Linked DNA regions of Homo sapiens: region 1 is linked to region 2. A link is a contact called in ENCODE Hi-C or POLR2A ChIA-PET data. All regions are on one chromosome and are shown on one strand. Each heading gives the region's core, a stretch centred on a gene start or an enhancer-like site at or near the end of the contact. The rest is flanking DNA. Distances are from core to core; before and after follow the strand shown.

Region 1 (4,655 bases), core at 1,563-4,062, 140 kb after region 2:
CTCCTTGGCCTCCCAAAGTGCTGGGATTACAGGTGTGAGCCACCGTGCCCGGCCCTTTTATGTTAAATTTAATATAAAATATTTTCTTTTATATCAGCATTTTTATGTAAATATATAAAATATAACAGCAGCTAGCTCACAGCTTTGCTGCATGGATTCAGTGAGTTTACACACATCGAATAGCTCTGGCACACACAAAGCATTGCACCAGCATTCACTATTTATTATTTTTATGGTTTTGTTTGTTTGAGACGGAGTCTTGCTCTGTCACTCAGGCTGGAGTGCAGTGGCCCAATCTTGGCTCACTGCAAGCTCCGCCTCCCGGGTTCACGCCATTCTCCTGCCTCAGCCTCCCCAGTAGCTGGGACTACAGGCGCCCGCCACCACACCTGGCTAATTTTTTGTATTTTTAGTAGAGACGGGGTTTCACCGTGTTAGCCAAGATGGTCTCCATCTCCTGACCTCGTGATCCACCGGCCTCGGCCTCCCAAAGTGCTGGGATTACAGGCATAAGCCACCGCGCCTGGCCTCTTTTTTGTTTTTGTTTTTGTTTTTGAGACAGTCTCTCACTGTCGCCAGGGCTGGAGTGCAGTGGTGCGATCTTGGCTCACTGCAACCTCCGCCTCCCGGGTTCAAGCAATTCTCCTGCCTCAGTCTCCTGAGTAGCTGGGGTTACAGGTGCCTGCCACCACATCCAGCTAATTTTTTGTATTTTTAGTAAAGACGGGGGTTTCACCATGTTGGCCAGGCTGGTCTCAAACTCCTGACCTCGTGATTCACCCACCTCGGCCTCCCAAAGTGCTGAGATTACAGGCATGAGCCACTGTGCCTGGCCATTATTATGGTTTTTACTGTGTCTCTTCTCCAGTGGCATTTCCTCAGCGAGGTCTTTCCTTGCTACCCTGGTTCCCCGAACCTGCCCTCTTCCCCCTCTCTGTGACAGCCCCTTTAAAAGTTGTCTGCCCAGGGCCAGGCACGGTGGCTCACGCCTGTAATCCCAGCACTTTGGGAGGTTGAGATGGGTGGATCACTTGAGGTCAGGAGTTTGAGACCAACCTGGGCAACATGGTGAAACCCTGTCTCTATTAAACATACAAAAAAAATTAGCCAGGCATGGTGGCACACCTGTAATCCCAGCTACTGGGAGGTGGAGGTTGTAGTGAGCCGAGATCATGCCACTGCACTCCAGCCTGGGCGACAGAGCAAGACTCTGTCACAAAAAAATATTCTTCCCAGTTTTCATCATCATGGCTACAAGTTACCAAGGTCATTTGTTTATTTGGTCATTTCCTTGAGGGCGAGAGGCCAGATTGCCTTGTTGTTGTACCAGCGCCAACCCTCTGATGTTTGTTGAATTAATGAACACCCATTTTTCAGATCAGGAAAGGGGATAAGAGACCTCCTGTGACTTGTTCTGTCAATGTAATAAACAAGTAAATTATGCAATAGGTAAGACAGTGTTCAGTGATTCAGAGGAATCCAAAGCACGTAAAGGAGTAAACTGTTGAGGTGGGGGCAGAATTTAAAAGTATGGCGGCTAGCCAGGTGCAGTGCCTCACACCTGTAATCCCAGCACTTTGGGAGGCAGAGGAGGGCAGATCACTTGAGGTCAGGAGTTCGAGACCAGCCTCACCAATATGGTGAAACCCCGTCTCTACTAAAAATACAAAAATTAGCTGGGTATGGTAGTGCATGCCTGTAATCCCAGCTACTTGGGAGGCTGAGGCAGAAGAATCACTTGAACCCGGGAGCCAGAGGTTGCAGTGAGCCGAGATCACGCCACTGCACTCCAGCCTGGGCAACAGAGTGAGACTCTGTCTCAAAAAAAAAAGAAAGAAAGAAAGAAAAAGGTGGCTAAGGAGAGCCTCACTGAGAGAAAGTGATATTTCAACAAAGACTTCAATGAAGAGAAAAGATCTATGGGATGGTGTTCCAGGTCAAGGGGAGTTTGTGCAAAGGCCCTGAGGCAGGACAGTGCCTGCTGTGTTGAAGGAGCAGTGAGGAGGAGGCCCCTGTGGCTGGAGCAGAGTGAGGGAGGGAGGGGGTGGGGAAGGTTGAGAAGTGCCTGGTGGGCCTTGTGGGGGACTTGGCTTTTACCCGAGGGGAGGGGGAGTGGGAGCCATGGAGGCAGAGGAGGGATATGCCCTGACTCAGGTGCTCACGGCGCTCTCTGGCTACTGTGGGGAGGACAGACTGAGGGGAAAGAGACCAGCTGAGATTGAGATGATGATAGTTTGGACCAAGATGTAGCAGGAGAGAGGGTGAGAAGCGTTCGGATTCTGAAAGCAGAGCCCACAGAATTTGTTGGTGTCTCAGCAAAACCCGCTGAGAATGACCAAAGTTTTCTGGTCAGTGCCACTTGAAGGATGGAGCTGCTGTTGTCTGAGATTATGGTAGGTTGGAGTGGAGGGAGGAGATTTAGGGATGAGGGCTGTGGGTAACATCCCTCCCCTAGCTGGGCTGTTTGGGTTTGAGATGCGTGTTAGACGAGGAAATGAGGGGTGGGCAGTTGTATCCAAGAGTCTGGAGTGGTGGGGAGGGGCTCCACCTGGATCCGATGGACTCACCTGAGTGAATGGAACCAAGAGAGTTACACCATCTTAAATTGTCAAGTCGATCCATATGTCGGCACAGATAATCACAGTGCATAGGCAAAGCTTGAGCTACCAGGGCGTTCGCCCCAACATTTTATCTAATAAAAGTGAAACCAGGCTGGGCATGGTGGCTTATACCAGCCTGGACAACATAGTGAGACCGCCATCTCTAAAAAATATGAAAATTAGCCGGGCGTGGTGGTGCATGTGTAGTCCCAACTACTCAGAAGCCTGAGGCAGGAGGATTGCTTAAGCCAAGGAGGTCGAGGCTGCCATGAGCCATGAACGCACCATTGCACTCCAGCCTTGGGTGACAGAGCAAGACCTTGTCTCTCTTTTTTTTTTTTGAGATGGAGTCACGCTCTGTCACCCAGGCTGGAGTGCAGTGGTGCGCGGTCTCGGCTCACTGCAAGCTCCGCCTCCCGGGTTCACGCCATTCTCCTGCTTCAGCCTCCCGAGTAGCTGGGACTACAGACACCTGCCACCACGCCCGGCTAATTTTTTGTATTTTTCATAGAGATGGGGTTTCACCGTGTTAGCCAGGATGGTCTTGATCTCCTGACCTCATGATGCGCCCGCCTTGGCTTCCCAAAGTGCTGGGATTACAGGCGTGAGCCACTGTGTCCAGCCAAAACCCTGTCTCATTAAAAAAAAAAAAAAAAAGTGAAAACAACAACAAAAAAACCCAGCAGCCAGAGCCTACATAAGTATCAGCCAATACGGGGGATGATTAAATCATGTCATCTCTATACTAGATGATATTATGTTAGATTTGATATTGCAGAGAAATATTTAAAGACTGGGGAAAACAGTCAAGATGAATGGTTTTGTGAACAAAGGCAGGTCTTGATAACGTACATGTAGTATTGCCCTGGCTCTGTAAAGTATGCATGCTTAAAAATGTCAGGAAGGTATTTTGTTTGTATTTTTTTTTTTTTTTCCGGGATTTCTCAATCTCAGGGCCGTTGTCCTTAGGGGCCGAATCATTCTTTGTGGTGGAGAATGTCCTGTGAGTATCTAGTTTCCATCAATGCCAGTGGCGTTTCATTCCCCGAGCTATGACAACCCCAAATGTCTCCAAGTATTTCCAAATGTCCCCTGAGGAACAGAGTCACCCCCTGGCTGAGAGCCCCAGTTCTAGATGAAAGTGTGGTTGCTTGTCATGAGGGGGATGGGTTATTTTATCAGAGAAAACAACAGAAGAAACAGGACAAGAGAGGTGTCTGTAATCCCAGTGCTTTGGGAGGCCAAGGCGAGTGGATCGCTTGAACCCAGGAGTACAAGACCAGCCTGGGTGACATAGTGAGATCCCATCTCTACAAAAAAATTAAAAATTAAAAAATTAGCCAGGGGTGGTGGTGTACACCTGTAGTCCCAGCTACTTGGGGGACTGAGGCGGGAGGATTGCTGGGGCTGGGGGAGGTTGAGACTGCAGTGAGCCATGATTGCGCTATTGCATTCCAGCCTGGGCAACAGAGCAAGACCTTGTTTCAGAAAAAAAAAAAAAAAAAAAAAAAGAAGAAGAAGAAAGAAAAAGAAGAAACAGGCGACAGAGAAAAGGGAGCCAAAGGTTCTCAGCCTGAGGCTCCCGGGCAGGTGGGGCGGGGATGGCTGAGCCTCCTAGTGCCTCACGAGGACCTCCCTCCCCTAGCTGGGCCTGGAGCGCTTCCACAGCGTGGGAATCATGGGTCTCAACTCAGAAGAGTGGGTCATCGCCAGCATTGGTGCCATCATGGCAGGGTAAAGGGCACGCGGCCTCTCCCCGGAGTGTTTTGCGGGCAGGAAGCCACCAGCCCACCTTCTATGGGATCCCAAGGAAGAGTCCTCAGGACAGGGAGCTGACAAGAGCTCCCACTTAAGTCTACGCTTAGTGGGATTTTTCAATGGCCCAGTCCTGAGCATGCTCAGCTCACCTTTCCAGACAGTCTCTATCTAGTGAACTCATATACATCCTGTGAATCCCCGCATTCATGTCCCCTCTTCCAGAAAGCCCTCCCCACTTCTTGAGGCTCTCCAGCACTGAGCCCTCTCTCCACCCATCCAGAACATTGGGGAACCCCT
Region 2 (4,504 bases), core at 1,562-4,061:
CAGCCAGCCCTTCTTGAGAAAACAAAGTCTGGATCTATGTCATCTCAGCAGCCCCCTCACAGATCCCTCACCCCAACCCCAGACCCTACGTAGCACATTGCCTGCAAAGATGCTCAAGACGTGTTTTGCAATGAACAAGAGAATGAGCAGCCCGCCTGCTCCGGGCTGCTCACCTGTTCTAGCCACCTTCACCATGTTGGCCTCCAGCTCCCGTCTTCAGCTGAGCACAGGGGCCTGTCCCAGGATTCTTGGAAGCGGCTTCCTAAGGCATCATGCTTTTGTGTTCTCCTTCTCTTACCAGCCTTTCTTTCCCTCTCACGTTTCTCTCCCTTTCTGACCATGAGCAGGGCTGCAGTGCAGCTGCTGATGGTCAAGATGAAGATGGGGAATGTGCCAGTGAAAACCTGGCATGCGGAGGCCTCACCTCACTCACCCTCTCCTGTCCCAGCTTCAAAATCTTTCAGAGCGACTCATGCTGCCAGAGGGTGGAGGAGTGGACCTTGAAATGACAAGTGACAGTTCCTCAGCAGTAGCATCTCCTGCTTTCTCAGCCTGGTGACCTGACCCGGCAGCACGCCCACTGGGCACCTGTGCCCACCTGGGGATGGGGTCTCGTCCTGCCTGTGTGACCCTTCCTCCTGACAGCCATCTCTAGAGACAGCCAGTGAGGGCAGGGCAACAGGCAGTGCATGTTCTTTCCACATCTCCATGACTGATTCTGGCCAGGAGGAGGCTGGCTTTCTGGATCCCACCAACATCACATAGGGGACCTTTTCAATCTACCTCCTACCTCCCCTCCAGTCGTGATTTGATTCTGGAATTTAAGAAGCGGAGAAAGAGCCTAGTTCAAATTCAAGAATTTCCATCTAAAACCACAGCATGGAGAGGCCCCTTTAAAAACCACCTAACCCAGCTCTTTCATCAAACAGATGAAGAAACTTACCTAAAGATGTTAAGTGGTTTGCCCAAATTGCAAAGCCTGATATATGGGAAAATACTTCCATGGGAAATAAGAAAATGATAAATTTAAAAAAAATTTTAAATGAGGCTCTAATTCCTGAAAAATGACTTACTTAAACTGGGGACTGGGCAGAAAATAATATTGTAGAAGGTAGAACAGCATTTCTTTGGGAGGATTTATCTTTTTAAGTATATAGTGGTCTTCTACCACTATCCTACAACAGGTTGCAGGACAAATAATGTATTTTAATCTTTGGGGGAGTCTTTGTGTAAGTCAGACCTTATTCATTTTCATTCCAACAACACTCGCAGCCATTGGATCCTAATTATCACATCTAATAAGGCTGATGGCTAATCAGCTTGCCTTTTTAAGAAAAAAAGGCCGGGCACGGTGGCTTATGCCTGTAATCCCAGCACTTTGGGAGGCCGAGGCAGGTGGATCATGAGGTCAGAAGATCGAGACCATCCTGGCTAACACGGTGAAACCCCGTCTCTACTACAAATACAAAAAAATTAGCCGGGTGCGGTGGCGGGCGCCTGTAGTCCCAGCTACTCGGGAGGCTGAGGCGGAAGAATGGCGTGAACCCGGGAGGCGGAGCTTCCTGGGCGACAGAACGAGACTCTGTCTCCAAAAAAAACACAAATGACATTCCATTATAAGTTTCTGCTGCAAAAGAAAGTTGGGAAATTTGTTTAGATACTTTAAATAGTCCTAAGATTAGCTGAAATGCCGGTAACAAACGTGCAATGAACATTTTCTTGGGGGCATTCAGCAACAAAGTGAATCGTCCTTAAAAAAAATCCATACAACTAAAGCGAGTCTCACCACGGGAACCACAGGAGCTGTTTTAGTGAGGGGCTGGAGTGTCTGTTACAGGCGGCACTTTTGCGGCTGTTGCTGCATTAGTCAGATTGCACTCGAGATGAATGAGGAAGAATAAAGTCTTCACCAAAAACCTGTCTTGGCTAACAGTTCTGAATTTATAGCCCTGGCAGTGGGGGCGGGGGCTGGGGGCGGGGCTGGGAGGAGGGGAAGAAATGTGTCACCCGCTCTGAATGAAGTTCAGGGGTGGTGTTTACCTAAGCAACAAACCCTTGTCAACAATCGCTATCTCTGGCTTGCCAGCGGAGGAGGTGGGGGAGTGAGGCTGTTTTGATCAAAATCCAACCTGTGGCTGCAAAGTGCCCATCAACAGGGCACTTTGTTAGTGGGAACGTGCGACCTCTCTTAATAAACATAACATACACATCCCACTGAGGGCCACGGGTGGACCCAACTTCTTAACAGGAACATTGAGCACATGAAACCAGAAGGTGCTGGGTCCAATTTCCACCCTCAGCCAACCCTATCTGTGAATGTCTCTACATGTGAGCCAGCCAGGGCTCAACTCTTTGCTCTTCTGAAATTCTTAGGCAGCAGAAATGAAGGCATCGTGCTGAAAAGCGCTCCAGAAATTGCGGATTTATCAGTGATGTACGGTAGTAGGTTGGACAAGTAATGATTTTCTGAACACCAGGAATTAGATCAAAAAAGAAATTCCACTTAAGACTAAAATAAGTCTCCAGTTGAGAGCAGTCTAGGACATATTCGAATGGCCAGAAGTTTGTTTCAATGGGGCCTCTGCGTTTGTGCAGCCTGGGAGTCAACATTACAATATTGGTTCTTTCAAGCAGATCCCGAGTGGATCCATGTCTGCCTGTTGTGGCAAATCAAACTCAAATTTAATCAGAGAAAAATATATGCAGATGTTCAATTAAAACCTGGAGTCCGCAGTCTTGGCACTGTTTGCCCGGCCCTCATTGTTTGCTAAGTAACAACGGTTGCCAGGGGCAACGCAGTCCACTCCCGTTTCCAAGAGCCTGTTGCTGGGCAACCGGGAGAATACTTCCCAAACCAAACAATGTCATCCCGGAGCAACCCCCTCTATCTCACATTAACCAGATCTAAAAAAAACCCTCTCAAATATGTAATCTATTATTTTCAGAAGCCCTAAGAGAAAGGCAAATAATCTCTTCTCTATAGTAACTGAGGGGAAAACAGTTTACCATATTTGTTCTGAAATAACAAAACCCAAGGAGGAACAACTCTCTCTGAGGTAAGAGGGCATCACAGGAGGGATTTCAATCCTTCCTAGTACTGGGAGGAGAAAGTGCCCTTTTCTCCAAGAGGAAAGAATCTATTTATCATCAAACAAACAATGTGGGAGAGTTCATAGCTGCACAAGTGTTTTCTGGGCGAAGTAAAATGAATCATGGATTAAGCTATTTGGAAAAAAGTGTGAAAACAGAGGAGTTGATACCAAATTAAAACGACTTTTGGAAATATCATGTACGTATGGAACAAGTGCAAAGGGAACCACTGACTCAGCGTCAGAAATGCCTTGTGGGGCTTTGCCGGGAGGGACTTACAGTATATCTTTGACATCACTGCGCCGGCTCTTCCCTCCCTACCCGGAGAGAGGAAGACTTTTCTAAGAGGAAGCCAGGCCACATCAGATGCCCCCAGATGGCAGGACACACAAGGGACACATATCTCCGGAAAGAGGAGGCACATGGTTGGGCAATCTCGACCCATGAAGGGGGAAAAGAAAAGGGCTAAACTGAAGCTAGTGCAGCTTTTGTTCTGCCTGGAGCAGTTCAGGCTGAGCATGGCTTCTCTGAGGCTTTGGGACCAGGAGAGGGTGAAGTGGCACCACCACCTTTCAAGGGGAACACAGAGCTCTAAGCAGTGCTCTTGTTTTTGGTGGGCCCAGCCAAGGATCTTAAAACATTTTGATAGAATGAGCAACATGTAGCTGCAGCCTCGATGGGTCAACATTTTGGATGATAAAAGCACACAATGCTGATAGATTTGTGCATGACCAAGCATACCTTTCAAGGAGCTCTCAGCGGAGGTTTGCCCTTTGAGACAGACACAGTCAGTGCACAGAAACTGTTTTTTTAAGATATCATCCAGGAGTCATTCCTAGAATAGGAATGGAATAGACATGCCTCCCTGAGAAGAAAGGAAGACAGATTCTATACTGTTAGAATTTGAATCTGTGTTGCAGGGAGATGAGGAATTTGAAGCCAGACTCTTGGGCTGTTAATGTATGGCTAAGTGGTGATGTGGTGACAACCTTGAATGCTAGTCCTGGAGGTCAAATCACCAGCAGCTGGTGCCATGGGAGGCTTTGCTTAGGGGACACGGCTGGGTTCTGCCTGGATGCTGCATCCCAAGGGAGGCATTGAGGTGCGGCTGTGAGGACTCCAAACCCCATGTCCAGAAGGATGAGTAACAGAGATCCTGTGTCATTCATTGATTTCAATAAAATATTTATTGGATCCATAGCATGGGCCTGGCATTGACCAGTCATCAAAACACAATTCCCTGCCCTCATGGAGTTTCTATTCTAGACCATGCGGGAGGATAGGAGCATATGGACAGTAAACAAGGTAAGTGAGAAAAATATGTCGTACGTCAGATGACACCCTATATCATATGGTGACAAGTACCAGGGGGAAAAGGAAGCAGACAGAAGGAGTGCTGGGATAGGAAGGGGTT

Evidence for each region. A loop is a pair of places that touch in the nucleus more often than their neighbours do. ChIA-PET counts read pairs that join two places held with the same protein, here RNA polymerase II (POLR2A). Pooled maps may share reads with other maps.
Region 1: a map with no recorded cell type shows a loop between it and region 2 (2.7-fold over the local background). The contact joins two enhancer-like sites. A Hi-C loop is called at or near these places in 1 of 37 single-sample maps with no recorded cell type and 8 of 50 pooled maps. POLR2A ChIA-PET finds 5 or more read pairs at or near these places in 3 of 52 experiments (A673, BJ and MCF 10A).

The regions. Positions count from the first base shown.
Region 1 is chr19:6,200,784-6,205,438 of GRCh38, forward strand. No RefSeq gene overlaps it. Among named protein-coding and RNA genes, the nearest start is that of ACSBG2, 67 kb to the left of the region's middle. RefSeq lists enhancers at 3,224-3,273, 3,294-3,343. Within about 2 kb of position 2,813, at least 3 of the 41 ENCODE cell types and tissues checked have a DNase peak (open chromatin) inside an H3K27ac peak, as active enhancers do.
Region 2 is chr19:6,064,025-6,068,528 of GRCh38, forward strand. The region is part of intron 1 of RFX2 (regulatory factor X2); the gene reads right to left. All of the region lies in intron 1 of RFX2-AS1 (RFX2 antisense RNA 1), which reads left to right. Among named protein-coding and RNA genes, the nearest start is that of RFX2-AS1, 3.7 kb to the left of the region's middle. RefSeq lists enhancers at 1,858-2,359, 1,874-2,168. Within about 2 kb of position 2,812, at least 30 of the 41 ENCODE cell types and tissues checked have a DNase peak (open chromatin) inside an H3K27ac peak, as active enhancers do.